2 separate regions of the Homo sapiens genome follow, and region 1 is linked to region 2. The links are chromatin loops, found by intact Hi-C in ENCODE. Cell type or tissue: K562. All regions are shown on one strand. Each heading gives the region's core, and the rest is flanking DNA. Links, peaks and the distances in the headings are about the cores only.

Region 1 (9,817 bases), core at 886-8,885, 82 kb before region 2:
TCTCCTCCTGCCACCTTGATGAGGATACACCAATGCATACATATTTTCTCCAGTTTACTATAAAACTGAAGAGTTTTCTGCCTCCTAGTAGGAAAGATATCAAGACTACTTATTACGTAGAACACTCATCTCGAATGAGAGAAAGCCTGATGGCCAAGGTTTTGAAAAGTCTCTTCAAAGAAAATGCACTGAAGAAGAAAGGCACCAGTAATATTTTAAATTAACTTCAAACATGAGACGTTTCAGAGAGGAATATTTTTAGGAGGAAATAATACTTTGATATTTCATTGTAAAAAAATAATTGCTAGTTGATTGTTTTCCTGAGCAAGTGTTTCTCCTCTGCATGGCTTTCTAATTTTTGCCTTTTTTGAGAAGGTGACTGGGCCTGTACAGACATGCAAGGCAAAGGGCAGTTTCTGACAATGACCCTAAAGTAGGTGTATGGTTACGGCCATTATCCAACCCAAAGAAAACATGTGGCTCCTGCCCTATCAGGGATGATGGAACAGAGTATGTAACCATGCCCAGAGGCACCTTGGCATCCCTTCCTTTAAATCTCTATAAACATCCCTTTATTTTAGTGAAGTGATGCCAAAGAAAACTCATTAGAGAAAAAGTTTTAATTTTGATAAAGTCCAGTATATTATTTTTTTTTTCTTTTATAGATTGTGCTTTTGATATGTATCTTTCCCTAGCTCCAGGGCACAAAGATTTTCTTTTATGTTACTTCTAAAAGTTTTACAGTTTTTGATTTTATGTTTAAGTTAATATATTTGAGTTAATTTTTTACAAGGTGTGAGGTTTAGGTCAATATTCATATTTGCATATAGATTATCCAGTTGTTCTAGCACCATCTACCAAAAAGACTACCCTTTCTTGATTGAATTGTTTTTTCACCTTTGTCTAAAATTAGATGACTATATTTGTGCATCAATTTGTGGTCTCTTTATTTTATCCCATCGATCTAAGTGTCTCCTCTTTCACTCATACCACACTATCATAATTACCATACTTTTGTAATGAGCCTTAAAATTGGGTAGTGTAATCATTTCAACTTTATACTTTTAAAAAAAAACAGTTTTAGCTTTGCTCGTTCCTTCGCCTTTTCATATAAATTTTAGAATCAACTTGTCTGTATCTACAAACAAGTTCTGGGATTTTGATTGATACTTTGTTAAATCTGTAGATCAATTCTGAGACAACTGTTGTCTTTACTACACCGAGTCTTCCAAACCATGAACACAGGATGTCTCCCCATTTATTTGTGTCTTTTTTGATTTTTTTCATTAGAATTTTGTAGTTTTTAGCATACAGATCCTATAGGTCAGGAGTTTGCAAATTATGACCTAGCAGTTAAATCTGGTCTGTGGCCTATTTTGTGGGACTAGTGAGTTAAGAAGTTTCTAAAAATCCTCAAAATAAAACAAAACAGAACAAAAACAAAGAACATTCAATAGAGATCATAGCAGCCTGCAAAGTCTAAAAAGTTTACTATGTGCTCCTTGCAGAAAGTTTGCAGACTCCTATTGCAGATGACTTGTTAGGTTTATATCTAAGTATTTAACTTGTTAGGTTTATATCTAAGTATTTAATTGGGGGGGCAGCTATTATAAACTTAAAAAAACTTTAGTTTCCAATTGTTGATGAGTAGTATACAGGAATCTGATTGATTTTTGTGTGTTGGCTTTGTGTCCTGTGGCCTTGCTAAATGCACTTACTAGGTCTAGAAGTTTTTTAGTGTAGAAAATTATTTCTTATGAAAATAAGTGCAGTTTTATTTCTTTCTTTCCCATATGTAGGCCTTTTGCTTCTTTTTCCTGCCTCAGTTCACTGGCAAGCACTTACAGTGTGATGTTGAACACTAGTGAGGATGGACACCTTTGCCTTGTTCCTGATCTTTGGGAGAAATTACTCAGTTTTCACTGTTAACTGTGATGTGAACTGCAGGTTTCTTGTAGATATCCTTTCTCCGGTTAAGAAAGTTTCCTTTTATTTCTAGTTGCTGAGAATTTCTATTATGAATAGATACTAAGTTTTGTCATATGCCTTTTCTGCACCAACTATATAATCATTTGGTTTTTCTTCTTTAGACTGTTAGATGATTACTTATTGAACAAGCTTTGCATTCATAAAATAAACCCCACTTGGTCATGGTGTTTTTTTTGTGGTAGATTTATTTAATTAATTAATTTATTTTTAAGACAGAGTCTTGCTCTGTCACCTAGGCTGGAGTGCAATGGCGTGGTGCAATCTCGGCCCACCCACAGTCTCCGCCTCCTGGGTTCAAGCGATTCTCCTGCCTCAGCCTCCCGAGTAGCTGGGATTACAAGCATGCACCACCATGCCCAGCTAATTTTTGTATTTTTAGTAGAGCTGGGGTTTCACGATGTTGACTAGGCTGGTCTCAAACTCCTGACCTCACGTGATCCACCCACCTTGGCTTCCCAAAGTGCTGGGACTACCGCATGAGCCACCACACCCAGCCGATTTGTTAATATTTTGATGAGGATTTCTGTGTCTATGTTCAAGAGGATTATTGGTCAGCAGTTTTCTTTTCTAATCCTGCCTTCATCTGATTTGACTATCAGGGTAACGCTGACCTCAGAAAGCGAGGTATGAGGCATTCTGTCTTCTGTTTTCTGGAAGACAGTGTGTAGAACTGTTGTTTCTTCTCTAAACGTTTTTTTAAAATTTATAAGGGACATCTTTTGGGGCAGGATTTTCCTTTTATGGAATGTCTTAAACTGTGAATTTGATTAATGTAAGAGGAAAAGAATCATCGCTTACACTTACCCAGATCTCTTACCCCTAAGACTCTTTTACAAAGAACTAAGATACCTTCCTGAAAGCTAAATTATAAAACCAACATAAGGAGATCAGAAGAGGGTGATGCATAATCACTTCTAACAGAAAAATGTTTCTTGGGTCTAAAAGACTTGAAGTAACTCAATTGAACGTGTTAGCCTTCCCTTTTTTTTTTTTTTTTTGAGGCAGAGTCTTGCTCTGTGGCACGAACTGGGCTCACTGCAACCTCTGCCTCCCAGGTTCAAGTGATTCTCCTGCCTCAGCCTCCTGAGCAGCTGGGATTACAGGCATGCACCACCTGCCTCGGCCTCCCAAAGTGCTGGGATTACAGGTATAAGCCATGTGTTAGCCTTTCTAAGAGAAGGCAAGAGGCCATAGAAAGGACCCAAAGAAGCAGATGAGCTGTGGAGACAAACTTCACCAGTGCTGTGGGAGGACAAACTTGTCTTGGATGCTTTGAAAGAGGTGTTCCATTGAATTCTCTTGTTCTGATTCCATGTTCACCAGTAGACCTTCGGATCATAATTTGGCTTCCCGTGTGCTTTCAAGTGAACAGTGGAAATGCTGTCGACCTTGAGGTTGTATCACAATCTAGTCCTTATTTAAAAAGTTTATATTCTGGCTTTTCCCCAGTTTAGTGAGCTTGGGGAATGTGATTTCACCCTAAGAAACTGATGTTTGGTGGGCCAAAAACAATGCCATTATTGTAAAAAACCACCACTACCACCACCACCACCAACAACAACAAAACTCTCATACCTAAGCCTTAGATTATACTATTTTTTTTTTTTGAGACGATGTCTCGCTCTGTCGCCCAGGCTGGAGTGCAGTGGTGTGATCTCGGCTCACTGCAACCTCCACCTCCCGGGTTCAAGCAATTTTCCTGCCTCAGCTTCCTGAGTAGCTGAGATCACAGGCGCCCACCACCACGCCTGGCTAATTTTTATATTTTTGGTAGAGATAGGGTTTCACCATGTTGGCCAGGCTGGTCTCAAACTCCTGATCTCAGGTGGTCCACCCACCTTGACCTCCCAAAGTGCTGGAATTACAGGCATGAGCCACCGCAACTAGCCAGATTATAGTACATTTTTGAAGTGAATATTACTCTATGTTTACTCTTCTCACCCTTGGACACAATCATATACTGCTCAGCTTTGTCTGGGACCAACCTTTTTCCTTACTCTATTAAACTTCTCTAGGTAGCATTAACATCACTTTTCAGATGGAGAAAAAATGCTTAGGGAAGTTAAATGATTCCTTAAAAATCACTGTGCTATAGTGAAGAAGATTTAGAATCCAAGTCTGCCTGAATTCACACCTCATGCAGTTTCTCTGTTAATTTAATTTCTTTCCTGTTCGGGCCCAGTATTTCTCTTACTATAGCCTTATATTACTTACATTAAATATTCAGTAGTTAGTGTGCTGCCTCCAGATGTATTTCCTTACAAATAAATACTTCTGTAGAGGAAAGAGCAATTGCCATATTTGTGACCACGAGCAAGACTGTGTCACCAGGTATAAGAAGGTAATGCCCAGGGCATGAGAATGAAAGGCATTTTCAGATGAGTGTGCAAAGTGCAGTGTTTGGAGCATAGTAGACACTCAGTCACTCCTAGTTCTTTTCTTTACGGGGACAGTGGTGTAGGGAGATAAAGGACATAAGCCAAGGGTTCTCTGGGGGTGAAAACCACAGGGACGACTTGCTGCCTAAAAGCTGCTTGGAAATCATCCATCTCCCATGAGCTGTTTCTCCCTTCGAGTGAGAGGGCCAGCCCAGACAGATAAGAAGCAGCAATCTGTAAAAACCATCTGCAAGTGCCGACAGGACTTTGGCAAGGAGGCAGGCTGGGATCTGTTCTTACTAATCTGTAAATCCAGCTTTCAAAACGGATCCCCAGGAGGCCTGGGGGTGGCTTAGAATATTCTGTGGGTCAATTTCAGGAATAAATGAAAGAGTATGTTGACGGGCAGGAGGATATGTCAGCTGGAACCACTTCAAGGGACATTGTTTGGGTCTCAGCTCAAATGTTACCTCTTCAAGAAAGCTTTACTTGACAGGTGACCATCCCTGAATGACGTTTCCCTATTTATATATTTTATAGATCAGCCATCTGAATGCTATTTAGATGGTCAAATCCCTTCCTAGCTGGGATATAAGCTTCATTTGGGTACGGTCCTTGCTTGTCTTTTGTTGCTCCACTGCAGTTGCCTAGAAGAGAGTCTGGCACGTGGAAGGTTCTCCATGAATATTTATTTGTTGCCGGATTTAATGAATAAATGAATAAGTAACTGAATTAATGAATGGGCAGAGAAGGTGGTGAGGATTAATGAGAAACCATGGTGAGTAGAAGGAGCCAGTGTTTGGAAGTATACAGATGGGATCCCAATCTTGATGCTAAACTAACTGGATGTATGACCTTAACCGTTCTGACTTTCAGTTTCTGGTCTATAAACCTGTGTTTCATAGAATTATAAGGATTAAATGGCAAAACAATCCAGGTTCCCTACCATCTGCAAAGTGATTGGCATACAGGCTGACATGTAGGAGCAGTAATCAATATTCATGTCACTGACTTCTCTCCAAATACGTAAGCTCCCAGAGCTACACGTATACCTTGTGATAGGTAAGATTGAATTCAATATTCAGTTTTAGTGTCAAATGCTAAGCACAGATGATCTGGAGATAAAGTTCAGAATCTGCCCTCAAAATGCTCATAGTACCAGCTGCTTAGAAACATACAAGTCAAGTTTGTTCTGAGCAAGGAATATGGGGTGGCATCTCCCTCATTTCTTTTATGATGTTTAAAATGGATATATAATATTTGTGCATATTTATGGGGTACATGTGATATTTTGTGACATGCACAGAATGTGTAATAATCATGTCAGGGTATTTAGGGCACCCAACACCTCAAGTATTTATGGTTTTTATGTTTTGGGAACATTTGATTTGAAGTTCTCTCTTCTAGCTATATACAGTACATCGTTGCTATCCATAGTCACCCTACTCTGCTATCTAACATTAGAACTTATTCCTTTTATTGAACTGTATGTTTGTGTCCGTTCATCAACCTCTCTTCATCACCACACCCCACATATATTAGCTACTGTGAACAGCGCTGTGATAAACATGGGCGTGCAGGTATCCTTTTGATATACTGATTTCTTTTCCTTTGGATAAATACCCAGTAATGGGATGGTTGGATTGTATAGTTTTTTGTTTGTTTGTTTTTTGTTTTTTTAGCTTTTTGAGAAATCTCCACACTGTTTTCCATTGTGGCTGTACTAATTTACATCCCCATAAACAGTGTATGAGAGTCATTTTCCTCCCACATCCTTGCCAACATCTGTTTTTTTGTTTTGTTTTGTTGTTTTTTTTAATCTCTTCCATAATAGCCACTTTAGCTGGGGTGAGATAATATCTCATTGTGGTTCTGATTTGCATTTCCCTGACTATTAATGATGGTTAGCATTTTTTCATATACCTGTTGGCCATTTGTATGTCATCTTTTGAGACATGTCTATTCATGTCCTTTGCCCACATTTCAACGGGATTATTATTATTATTGCACTGAGTTATTTGAGTTCCTTGAGTATTTTCTAGATATTAGCCCCTTGTGAGATTAATAGTTTGCAAGTATTTTCTTCCATTCATCAGGTTATCTCTTCATTCTGTTGGTTGTTTTCTTTGCTATGCAAAAGCTTTTTAGGTTAAGTCTCTTTTGTCTATTTTTGTGCTGTTGAGGTCTTATCCTCAACATCTCTGCCTAGACAAATGTTCTGAAGTGTTTCCCTGATGTAGTAGTTTTATATTTTCAGGTCTTATGTTTAAGTCTTTGATCCATCTTGAGCTGGTTTTTGTATTAATATATGGTATGAGATCTACAGTGAACCTAGGGGTCCAGGTTCATGCTTCTGCATTAGAGCTTCATGGAGCTCTAATTTTCCCAGCACCATTTATAGAAGAGGATGTCCTTTCCCAGTGTATATTCTTGGCACCATGAAAGGAAAACAAGTCTTGGGACCCCAAAATCACTAAGCTAAAGAGAAAAGGCAAGCTGGGAACTGCTTAGGGCAAACCTGCCTTTCCTTCTATTCAAAGTCATCCCTCTTCTTACTGAGATGAATGCATATCCAATTGCCTCCTTTAGAAAGGAGGCAACCATTTGTCTCTTATCTACCTATGACCTGGAAGCCCCCTCCCCAGTTTGAGTTGTCCTGCCTTTGCTTAGAGTTGTCCTGCCTTTTCTGACTGAACCAGTGGTCATCTTACATATATTGATTGATGTCTCTTATTTCCCTAAAATGTGTAAAACTGAGTTGTCCCCCAGCCACCTTGGGCACATATCATCAGGACCTCCTGAGGCTGGGTCACAGGCATGCATCCTTAACCTTACCTTGGCAAAATAACTTTCTAAACTGACTGGGACCTGTCTCAGATGTTTGGGGCTCATAGAGCCTTTGTAAAAACTCTATGGCTGTAAATATGTGGATTTATTTCTGTGTGCTCTATTGTATTCCACTTGTCTATGCTCCCCTTTTTATACCAATACCATGCTGCTTTGATTATTATAACCTTGTAATATATTTTGAAATCAGGTAGTATGATGCCTCCAGCTTTGTTCTTTTTGCTCAGGATTGCTTTGACTATTCAGCTTCTTTTTTGGTTCTATACACATTTTAGTATGGTTTTTTTTGTATTTCTGTGAAAATTGACACTGGTATTTCAATAGGGATTGCATTGAATATGTAAATTGCCTTGAGTAGTATGGTCATTTTAATGATGTCAAGTCTCCCAATCCATGAGCATGTGACGTCTTTCCATTTCTTTGTGTCGTCTTCAATTTCTTTCATCAGAGTTTTATAGTTTTCCTCTTAGAGGTCTTCCACCTCCTTAGTTAAAAATATTCCTGTATATTTTATTTATTTTTTTAGTTAGTATAGACGGGATTGCCTTCTTGATTTCTTTCTCAGCTAGTTCATTATTGGTATATAAAAACACTACTAATTTTTGTATGTTGACTCTGTATCCTGTAACTTTACTGAATTTATCAGACATAAGAGCTTTAGGTTTTTCTAAATATAAAATCATGTCATCTGCAAAGTGAGACAATTTTACTTCCTCTTTTCCAATTTGGATGCCTTTTATTTTTTTTCTCTTGCTTGATTGCTCTGGTTAGGACTTCCAGTACTATGTTGAATAGGAGTGGTGAAAGTGGGCATCCTTGTCTTATTCCAGTTCTTAGAGGAAAGGCTTTCAGCTTTTACCTATTTGGTATAATGTTAGTGGTAGGTTTGTCATATATGGCTTTTATTATGTTGAGGTATGTCCCTTCTACATCTAGATTCTTGAGAGTTTTGTATCTATTGAGATAATCATATGGGTTTTTTCCTTGATACTGTTGATGTGATGTATCACAGTTATTGATTAGTATATGTATTCTTGCATCCCTGAGATAAATTGCACTTGATCATGGTGTATTACCTTTTTCTGTACTGTTGAATTTGGTTTGCTAATATTTTGGGGAGATTTTTGTGTCCATACTCATCAGGGATATTGGCCTGTAGCTTTTTTTTGATTTGCTGCATCCTAGTCTGTTTTGCTATTAGGGTAATGCTGGTCTTGTGGAATGTGTTAGGAGGAATGCCTTCCTCTTCAATTTGTTGAAATAGCTTGAGGAGGATTGGTACTATTCCTTCTTTGTGTGTTTGGCAGAATTCAGCAGCGAAGCCAACCAATCTTGCACTTTTCTTTGTTGGAAGACTTTTTATTACTGATTCAATCTCATTATTCATTATTGTTCTGCTCAAGTTTTCTATTTTTTTTTTTCCTGATTCAATCTTGGTAGGTTGCATGTGTACAGGAATTTATTTAGGTCCTCTACATTTTCCAGTTTGTTAGTAGATAGTTGTTCATAATAGTCCCTGATCATCTTTTATATTTCTGTGGTATCTGTTGTCATGTCTCCTTTTTTGTTTCTGATTTTATTTATTTGGGTTTTCTCTTTTTTATTTTTTGTTAGTCTAACTAGCAGTTTATTGATTTTGTTTATCTTTTCAAAATGCCAACTTTTCATTACATTGATCATTTGTATTATTTTCTTAGTCTCTATTTCATTTAATTCTGCTCTGATCTTTATTTCTTTTTTTCCACTAATTTTGGGTTTGGTTTATTCTTGCCTTTTTAGTTCCTTGAGGTACATCATTAACTTGCTTATTTGAAATATTTCTACCTTTTTTGACGTAGGGATTTATTGCTATAAACCTCTCTCATCACTGCTTTTGCTGTATCCCATAGGTTTTGGTATGTTGTGTTTGGATTTTCATGTTTCAAAAAACATTTTTTTTTCTCTTCTTAATGTCCTCCTTGACATGATGGTCATTTAGGAGCATGTTGTTTAGTTTAAATGTATTTGCACAGTTTCCAAAGTTCCTGTTGTTATTGGTTTCTAGTTTTATTCTATTGTGGTCTGAGAGAATACTTAATATGACTTAGATTTCTAAAAATTTATTGAGACTCATTTTGTGTCATAACATATGATGTATTCTGAAGAATTTTCCATGTGTTAATGAGAAGATTGTGTGTTCTATATTTGTTGGATGAAATGTTCTGTAAGTGTCTGTTAGGTCCATTTATTCTAATGTGCTTTTTAAATCCAATGTTTCTTTGTTAATTTTCTGTCTAGATGATCTGTCTATGCTAAGAGTCAGTATTGAAGTCCTCAACTAATACTGTATTGGAGTCTATCTCTACCCTTAGATCTAATAATATTTGCTTTACATATCTAGGTGCTCCAGTGTTGTGTGATATATGTTTATAATTGTTCCATCCTCTTAATCAATTGATTCCTTTATTATTATATAGTGAACTTCTTTGTCTCTTTTTACTGTTTTTGACCTAAACTCTGTGTTATCTAAGTATAGAAACTCCTGCTTGCTTTTGGTTTCTCTCTGGAACATATTTTCCCATTTCTTTACTTTTATAAAGTCTATATGTGTCTTTACAGGTGTG
Region 2 (9,817 bases), core at 925-8,924:
TAACTGAAATGTATTTTCTCAACACAGTCTGGCAGGCAATGCAGTCTCCACAAATGCATATCACATCTCATAAAGAAACCATGCATATTGCATGAGCTCCAAATGTAGAAACAGATACTCATAAAATACAAGCCTCAAAATAAAACCGAAACATTTCAAAACAACAGCAGTTGCAACGCCACCAATTTATTTATTTAATTTTTTTTTTTTTCAACAAGATCGTGAAACAAATCCCCACAGTCCCTGAGCAGAATCTGAAAATCCCAACAGCCCTGGTGAGGGTTTGAAATGGGTCCTTCTTGTAGGTGGGGGAAGCAATAGACTGACAGACTCAGATAGCAGTTTTGTTGAGCAAAATGTCTTTTCCTGATCTGGAAGCTGGCAAAGATGAAAGCAAAATCAAATAGCAGTTTTTCCAGAATGGAGTCAGAAGGTCCTATTTTTGCAGATCCCATTTCTGAATGGTTTGAAGTCTTGGTAGCTGGGGCTACCTGCCCTGGTTTGGTCGTTTTCACTCTCAGTTTTGAGGTGACACAGGGCAGGGGTCTTGTTCTGTTTCCTCCCAGGTGCCTAGTGCAGTGCCCAGGACCTATGGCTCAGTGAACATCTGTTGGATGCTTTTCCCAGCCCTGTCCCCAGCTGTTCACTCTAATTCCATTCCCTCCTTTCCCGTTTTGGAGCACGTATTGCTATGCGAGTGAGAGTGACATTATGATGGGGATAACCTTTAATGTGCTCTAATTTATGAAAAAAGTAACATTTAAAAAGTTGGTACTTTATTATTAGTGCTGTGGACATCTGTTGATTTTGGATTTTTAGCATTCCTTTCCTCTTACAGTAACAACCACCTCCTTTCTGTTGGGAAATTGGCATTCCTTTCTTCTTGCCCCAGGGAGCATGGGTTGCTCTCCCCTTTACATGTTCTTTGCATCCCACACAGATTAGGCAGTTTCTGCAACATTGTAAATCACAATTTTTTTGTTTTGTTTTGAGATGGAGTCTCATTCTGTCGCCCAGGCTGGAGTGCAGTGACACGATCTTGGCTCACTGCAAGCTCCACCTCCTGGGTTCATGCCATTCTCCTGCCTCAGCCTCCCCCGAGTAGCTGGGACTACAGGTGCCCGCCACCATGCCCAGCTAATTTGTTTTATTTTTAGTACTGATGGGGTTTCACCATGTTAGCCAGGACAGTCTCGATCTCCTGACCTTGTGATCTGCCCGTCTCAGCCTCCCAAAGTGCTGGGATTACAGGCATGAGCCACCACGCCTGGACGTAACTCATTAATTTATTTGCCATTCTTTCTACTCCCTGGTCTATGTGCTTATTCAAGGTGAAAATGGTGTGTTATTTAACTCCGAAGTCTCAGCACATAGTGCAGGATGCCTGGGTGCAGTGCAGGTGCTTGGGGAATGCCTACTAATGTGAGTCCAGTACATTTTAATGGGCAGGAGGGATACTACTGACTTTCCATCAATTAGACACCACTTCAAGGAGCTTCCCAGCAGTGGGTGACGTTTGCATGGAGCCATCCTTAAACTCTCTTGCCCCTGTTTAGGTTTTGCTGCTGGTTCTGCAGTTTGTAGTCACAGACCAGAGGAAAGCCACAGGTAACTGGTAGCCAAGGGCTTAGAATCTTCAGGGATAAAGGTCTGGGTCACCCATAGGTCACCTGCAGAGGTGCAGGTCAAGATAAGGGAAAATTAAAACAGATGCTGGATGTGATAGTTTACTTTATCTGTCAACTTGGTAGGCCATGGTACCCAGATATTTGGTCAAATACTAGTCTAGATGTTGCTGTGAAGGTGTTTTTAGTTGATATCAATATCTAAATCAGTAGACTGATCTAAAAGAAGCAGATGATCCTTCCTAATGTGGGGTGGCCTCATCCAATCAGTTGAAGGCCTTAGGAGGAAAAAGACTGATGTCCCCCAAGGAAGACAGAATGCTGTCAGCAGAGAGCTTTGGACTCAGACTTGATCATCAGCTGTTTCCTGTGTCTCTAGCCTGCTGGCCACCTGCAGATTTTGGACTTGTTTGTCTCAGTAATTACACCAGCCAATTCTTTAAAATAAACTCTCAATCTGTATGTATATCTCCATCCATCTATCCATCCACATATCTATGTATGTATGTAAGTGTATCTATCTATCATCTATCTAATCTATCCATTCACCTATTATCTATTATCTATCCATCCATCTATTTACCTATTTGCTATCATCATTTATCTATCATGTTTCTATCTATTCTCTCTCTCTCTCTCTCTCTGTCTCTGTCTCTCTCCAGTTTTGTTTCTTTGGAAAGCCCTGAGTGATACCCTGGAAAAGAGGGGTGGTGAGTATCATTTACAGCCAGGAGACAAATGGGAGCTGTGGGGATTGTATTTTGTACCATAAATCCCCTCATTTAGGTTTTTCCAGGGAACAAGACAAATCAGTACCCTGGAGAAGCTGTTCCCTGAAGGGGCAAACTTACCAGAGGAAGCAGGTGGACCTGAATGCCACAAGGGGTGGATTAGGAAAGATTGTGCTGTTCAGCCTGAATCCCTTCTCCAAGGCCAACATGCCAAGTGCCTAGCTGCTGAAAATACCAACCACTGCCGCTGGTTCACAGCCCGCCTCACTAGGAGTTGCCCTTGGCTGTAGGGAGGGAATGGCCTTAATCAAGGTTTCATCCCCTTTAGAGGGTAGCTCCTGTCATGGCCAACTGATGCAGAGATACAAAGCTGTAGGCTCTGTGCCTCAAGCTGGGATCTGGAGAAGGGCAGTCGTGGCTCCAGAGCCCCCTAGAGGGCCAGTGAGGGCTCAGCGAGGACTCAGTGGCAGCTGCATTGTTGCTTGGTTTCCCCCTCTTCCCAGACCTGCTTCTTCATTTCCTTTGAGGTGTACCTTCAAGAAGCATTGCTCTGTAGTGTGACTCTCTGCCTCAAAGTCTGATTCCAGGGATCTTGATCTGGGACAGATGGTTGTTAGCATGTTACTTGGCACCAGCAGGTACTCAAGGAATGTTAGTTTTCTTCTGTTATGGCCTTAACCTACTCTTAGAGACTGTATCAGGAAAGAATTTCTAATGGCTTTCACCTTTTTTTTTTTTTTTTTTTTGAGACAGAGTCTCGCTCTGTGGCCAGGCTGAGTGCAGTGGTGTGATCTCGGCTCACTGCAACCTCCGCCTCTCAGGCTCAAGTGATTCTTCTGCCTCAGACTCCCGAGTAGCTGGGACTACAGGCACACGCCACCACACCTGGCTAATTTTTGTATTTTTAGTAGAGATGGGGTTTCACCATGTTGACCAGGATGGTCTCGATCTCCTGACCTTGTGATCCACCTGCCTCAGCCTCCCAAAATGCTGGGATTACAGGCCTGAGAAACCGTGCCCGGCCAGCTTTCACCTTTTATTTGTAGTGTCTATTTGGTAGCAATGGTCCCTGTCATTCAGTTTCAAAGGGAGTTGACTTCCTAACTTAAATTCATCTTTTCCTGCTTGAAGTGAACCCTTATTTCTCCCATCCTGCACTCTCCTTTTTTACACCCATGCACACACACACACACACCTCTTACATCGACTACAGCAATCAACCAACAAACATCAACTGTAGAAGAAGAGTATAATTGTTTCAATTTGTGTTTCTGAATAAAGTGGTTTCTAGATAAAGTTTGCATTTGACATAAGATTGTCCTTAGAATTTTTTTCTCTCAAACTAATTTAGAGGAGTGGAAAGAGATGGGATGAGAGTTACACTTAAGTTGCAAATACCTTTTCTGTAGTGCTGGGACAAAAATAAATCCATGAAGTTCATGGGTTAATAAAACATCTTGGCAGGGCATGGAGGCTCACACCTATAATCCTAGTACTTTGGGAGGCTGAGGTGGGCGATCATGTGGAGTCAGGAGTTCGAGATCAGCCTGGCCAACATATAGTGAAACCCTGTCTCTATTAAAAAAATACAAAAATTAGCTGGGCGTGGTGACACATGCCTGTAGTCTCAGCTACTAGGGAGGCTGAGGCAGGAGAATTGCTTGAACCCAGGAGGTGGAAGTTGCAGTGACCCGAGATTGCACCACTGCACTGCAGCCTGGGTGACAGAGCAAGACTCTGCCTCTCAAAAAAAAAAAAAAAAATCTTGCAACTGATTTTAATTCACTCTTGATTCTAAATTTCATCTCTCCTTTTTTTTTTTCTGTCTGCTTACTCAAAGGGATGTTTTGCAAATTGTAGAACCTTCAGATTGACATCAGTAAACAAACAACAACAGTTTATGCTACTTTGATATTTCGAAATACAAATTAAATGCTCTGTTTATCTGTCAGCATTGAATCCAGTCATACTAATTATCCTCTGGGAATTCGATAGTTTTAAAACCCTTTTACCGTCAGAATCCAGAGATAAAGGTGGGGATAAAAGGAGAGAAGGCAACTTGCTTAGTATCTTTTGCTACCAAACACCTCCAGTGACAGCACCATTTACTCTTTACCTCAGCATTGACAGAGGCAGAGTTGGTCTCCTGGAAATGAATTTTGCTGCAGTTGCTGCTATTACTATTGTTACCGTGGGGTCGCTCCTGTTCCTGTAAATGCTGAAAGCTACTCTGGATTCGTAGCCCAAAGCGAACTTCCTTCTACACACACTCACTCTGGTTCCACCACAGCTGTGCTGGTGCAGATGTGAATCATCTTTGCAAACAAACTGAAGATTATTTCAAGAGTTAGTCTAATGAGTAGTGAATGTGGGCTGATTACTGTATTTGCAAAGAAACTTATTTTTTCCAACATCGTGCTAAAGAACAGACTGGTACTTCCCATAGGCTTATAAAAGTAAGTAATCAACGTGTTTGTGTAAATATTTAATGATGTCCACATTCACATTCATGAATCAATGGGCGATCATAATTGCTTTTGTGGGATGTGATAGACACAAACTTAAACAAGAACCCACCATATCTTAGCAAGCTTTCTTATGGAATGTAGAAAAAAATATGGTGATTAGAGAAACATTTCTACCATGTGAAAAAATCTTGCATAAATAATTTATACTTCGCTGGGCTTGGTGGCTCATGCCTGTAATCCCAGCACTTTGGGAGGCCAAGGTGGGCGGATCACTTGAGGTCAGGAGTTCAAGACCAGCCTGGCCAACATGGCAAAACCGCATCTCTACTAAAAATATCAAAATTAGCAGGGCATGGTGGTGTACACCTGTAACACTAGCACTAAGGAGGCTGAGGCAGGAGAATCACTTGAACTGGGAAGGTGGAGGTTGCAGTGAGCTGAGACTGCACCACTGCCCTCCAGCCTGGGCAACAGAGTGAGACTCTGTCTCAAAAAAGAATTTATATTTGGATACATTAAATTATATATTTATCTTTATTTGTAACATTTTCTTTGTGATTTAGTTTCATAAATCTAAGTTAGATCAACTTGACTTGCTGATTCTTCACCAGGTGCTGAATTTATTTGCTCACAACTTCACACTCATAGAACAGGCACTTCTTGATCCTTGGCTGTGTAATATGGTTCAAAGTTTAGAGTCACAGAGAGACCTGGCTTTGACTTCCAACAGTCCTGAGTTCAAATCAATTTCTCTGCTTGTTAGTTGTTTGACTTTGGACACATCAACTAAGTCTTTGTGCTTCACTTTCTTCACTTATAATATGGGGGTTATAGTCACCTAGCAGAGCTGCTGTGAGGATTAAATGATGCAGCAATTTCCGGTATATAGTAAGTTCTCAATAAGTGGTTGTTTCTTCCCGTTTCCTTTAGTGTACCTGGAAGCTTTTGTAATCCAGATGTGAAAGAGAACCATAACATTCCCTGAGAAACTTCTGGTTTATAGTAGTTTGGGAAAGCCAAACTTTATGTGAATAAGAGAGAGAGGAGGGGATACTGTGATATTTTTGGCCGGTGATTTCTAACATGTTGGCCAATTAATACTCCTTCAACCTGACATACTTTTTCTTGCCTTTAAATAGTCCATGTCCTACCACCTCCTCCACCAAGCTTTTCTTTTATGACTCAGACAGCCAACATTGCATAAAACTCATGCCCCTCCAAACTTCCATGCATCACTCTCCAAACATCACCATCTCCTATTACAGCTGTTTTCAGTCTTGGCTTATGGTCTTTACTGAAATTATGCTTCATGAGAACAGAGCTACTTCTGCTTCATCATTGCACCCAGAGGACCTGACGAGGGACCAAACATGGCAATTGTGTGGGGCAGAGGGAAGTGTGGGTTTGGAGTTAGAAGACTTGAGTTGTGATTCCAGTTTTATTGGTTGCTGTGTGATGTCAGGCAAGTCCTATACACTTTCTCAAACTATGTTTCTTCATCTATAAAATGGTTATAATAATCCTACTGGTTATAATTTTTTGTAAACTTCCTCAAATCCTATTCCAAAGGAGGTACAATAGAAATAAAATGAATGAAATGGTTCCTACTGTATCTTCATTATGACACTATTGGACACTATAGGAGATTATGGTTGTGGAAATATATTTGATAAGAAATGCAGTACACATGCTATTTAGGGTTATTAGGAACTCATTAAATATTTCCTGAATCAATGTGTAATGGAAATAAGATTTCTTTTACCTGCTGGGTGCGGTGGCTCACTCCTGTAATCCCAGCACTTTGGGAGGTCGAGGCAGGAGGATCACAAGGTCAAGAGGTCGAGACCATCCTGGCCAACATGGGGAAACCCTGTCTCTACTAAAAATACAAAAATTAGCTGGTTATGGTGGCATGTGCCTGTAATCTCAGCTACTTGGGAGGCTGAGGCAGGAGAATCACTTGAACCCAGAAGGTGGAGGTTGCAGTGAGCCGGGATTGTGCCACTGCACTTCAGCCTGGCGATACAGCGAGACTCTGTTTAAAAAAAAAATAAAATGGATCTTTTTTACCTTTTTATTTTATCAGCCTAAAAAGGAGGGTGATGGATTGACAACACACTTGGAGGGAGAGGAGAGTGACTCTTGGTAGAAGAAGACAGCTGTCAAGGGAAGGTAGCAGTGTCTGACACATGGTGTGTGTTGAGGAAGTATGTATTGAATATGCTGAATGAGTAAACAGCATAGTGATTGGGAAAGTATCCTGCAACACCAACCAATGTTGAGACAGAAAAGGCAGCCAATGCAAATCATTGATGAGGCACTGATGAGGGACTCCTTCCCGACTCTGACATTCCCTATCCTCCTGCATTATTTCTCTAGAGTATACTTTGCATCTACTTATGTGTTCATGTCTTTGTTTATTTATCTGATTAGTTAGTTTGATGTCCATCTCCCTTACTAGGTGATAAGCCCTAGGAGGGCAGTAATTTTTGTCTATTTTGTTCACTCCTGAGTCCACCAGGTGCTCCAAAAATACTTTTAGAATAAATGATTGACTGATTCTTTTGTATTCCTTAGGTAAGGAAGATTTTCAAGAACCTCTTGGGGAACTGTGCAGTTATAGTATATTTCAAATGTCCATCTGCTCATTAAGATGGAAGAATAAATAATCATTGAGAAAGAGACTTACAACCAGATAAAACCTTTTGTTGGAACAAACTTGTGAATTTAGGCTGATAATATTAAAAAGTCCAGAACATAAAACGTTTGGGGCTGTACATTAAACACTCTACACTAAAGTCATATGCAGGTTGACATAAGGTCACAGACAAGAGCAGGGATGTCTTGCAGGTTGTCTATGGAGAGATGGGGAGACCAAGAACCGAGGTGTGAGTCCTGATTCCATCCCTCACTAGTTATGTGCTCTTAGCCAATTTTTAAGTTTCTGAGCCTCAGTTTTCTTATCTGAAAAGGAAGTATAATATCTCCTTTATGGGATTGTGTTAGTCTGTTCTCATGCGGCTAATAAAGACATACCCAAGACCGGGTAATTGATAAAGAAAAGAGGTTTAATTGACTCACAGTTCCACATGGCTGGGGAAGCCTCACAATCATAGCAGAAGGCAAAGGAGGAGCAAAGTCATGTCTTACATGGTGGCAGGCAAGAGAAAGAACATGTGCAGGGTAACTCCCCGTTATAAAACCATCAGATCTCATGAGACTTGTTCACTATCACGAGAACAGCATGGGAAAGACCCACCCTCATGATTCAATTACCTCCCACTTGGTCCCTCCCATGACACACGGGAATTATGAGAGCTACAATTTGAGATTTGGGTGGGGACACAGCCAAACATTATCAAGGAATTTTCATAGTTAAGTAATATTATTTATATTTGTACCTATATGTATCACAGCACATCCTTAAAATATAATAAAGTTATTGTTGTTATTTTATAAAGCAAAGCTTTATAAACATATATCATTATAAAGTCAAATGATATATGTTGAGTCAAAAAACTTGGCTCATTTTCCCAGTTCTGCCACTAAATAGCTGTGTGGCTTGGATCATAATATTCAGAGCTAAGCTTTGTTGAACTCTTACTATGTGCCAGGTTCTGAACTCAGGGCTTTCATGCATTGTCTCATTCAATTGTCATAAATGCTCTGAGTTGGTGGTTATTTCCCTTCTGCAGATAAAGTAAATGAGGCTCAGGGAGAGTAAGAAAATTTCCAAGATCTGTCTACTAAGAGCTGGATGTTGGTCTGGTTCCCAACCTGGAGCTCATAAGCACAGCGCTCTACTCCCTCTAGTTCACCTCTCTTGGCTTCACTTTCTCTTTGTTTAACATGAAAGGAGATGGAATTAGCTTACCAGTAAGACTTTAAAAAAAACACTAGCTCTTCTGTGAACTAATAAGGTATAGACACCAATAACTGAGGCCGACAAAAATTTCTTTCCATCCATATTTTTTTTTTCCAGCACAACTCCAGGTGCAAAGTAGACGCTCAAACATTGCTAATTGAATTAAACTAAACAAATATGTAAAATCATGCAATCCTGCCACAGACACTTACCCATTACTAGCTAGATGTGTGCTTCTCAAATCTGAATTCACGGCCTCAAAATCCCAAGGAGTTATGGATTCCAGTGAGAAACAGTGACCCGGGCCATTCTGGGATGGTTGCCCTTTGAAAATCCCCTCTACAGGCATGCATTGAACACTACTCCATGCCAGGTCCTGGGCTGGGCTTCAGGGATACAGTGATGGGAAAGAGCAATCCCTGCAGCAAGAGCTCCCATGGCGTGTGCTTGACATGTAACTGACACAGTGCACTTGGGTGGGCCTAATGTAAAGGAAAAGAATGGGGCTTGGGGATTACAAGGGAGGGTCGTCTAAGTGAGAGTTGATAATGCAGAGGGTGAGAAAAAGCTTCTCAAAAGCCTAAACACAAACAACCAAGCCAAACCCCAGCATTGGTGAAATGCCAGTTGGAGTCAGGAAAAAGGAAGGAATTATAGGCTATTTTAAAGGGATAGCCCTGATAATTTTGAACCCACAGCTGCAGTGACTGTTCTTGCTTTAACAAGCAGATAAGTCATCTGAATTCAACAGGGACCAGAGTTTTTGAATTTTTTTCTTAATTTGTTTTATGGTTTTAGCTTCTTTTTCTTGAATTCTATTCACACTTTTCATTGGCTGAGCCACACATCCTTTCTTTGTAATTGTTGAAAGGATTCTTTTGGCCTTGAATATAATGATTATAAATTTATAGAACTCAAATTACTTGCATTTTCCCATATGAGAATGATTTCGCTCAGCCATTATCTCCTCTAAGAGGGCTTCCTCCAGCCCTTGCCCCCTGTGGTTAGTTGTGTTCCCTTCTGAATGTGTATTCACCATCACAGTTCTCATGAAGGATTGTAATTGTCTATCTCTCTGTGTTACCCACTACACTGAACTCAAGGAGTATTTGCTGAACCAAAGTAATC

Evidence for each region. Peaks named below come from ENCODE experiments on the same cell type or tissue, not always from the same donor. Only the 100,000 strongest peaks of a DNase experiment are listed, where the experiment ranks them.
Region 1: it touches region 2 in a loop (2.3-fold over the local background); 2 of 110 quality-filtered maps call a loop at or near these places.

What each region holds. Positions count from the first base shown.
Region 1 is chr2:11,963,675-11,973,491 of GRCh38, forward strand. No RefSeq gene overlaps it. Among named protein-coding and RNA genes, the nearest start is that of MIR3681HG, 39 kb to the right of the region's middle. In K562, for the core only: no CTCF peak of the experiment used is centred there; a DNase peak (open chromatin) is centred at 4,567.
Region 2 is chr2:12,045,965-12,055,781 of GRCh38, forward strand. All of the region lies in intron 2 of MIR3681HG (MIR3681 host gene), which reads left to right. Among named protein-coding and RNA genes, the nearest start is that of MIR3681HG, 44 kb to the left of the region's middle. RefSeq lists an enhancer at 435-544. In K562, for the core only: CTCF peaks have their summits at 2,784 (motif pointing left) and 4,564; DNase peaks (open chromatin) are centred at 2,777 and 4,567.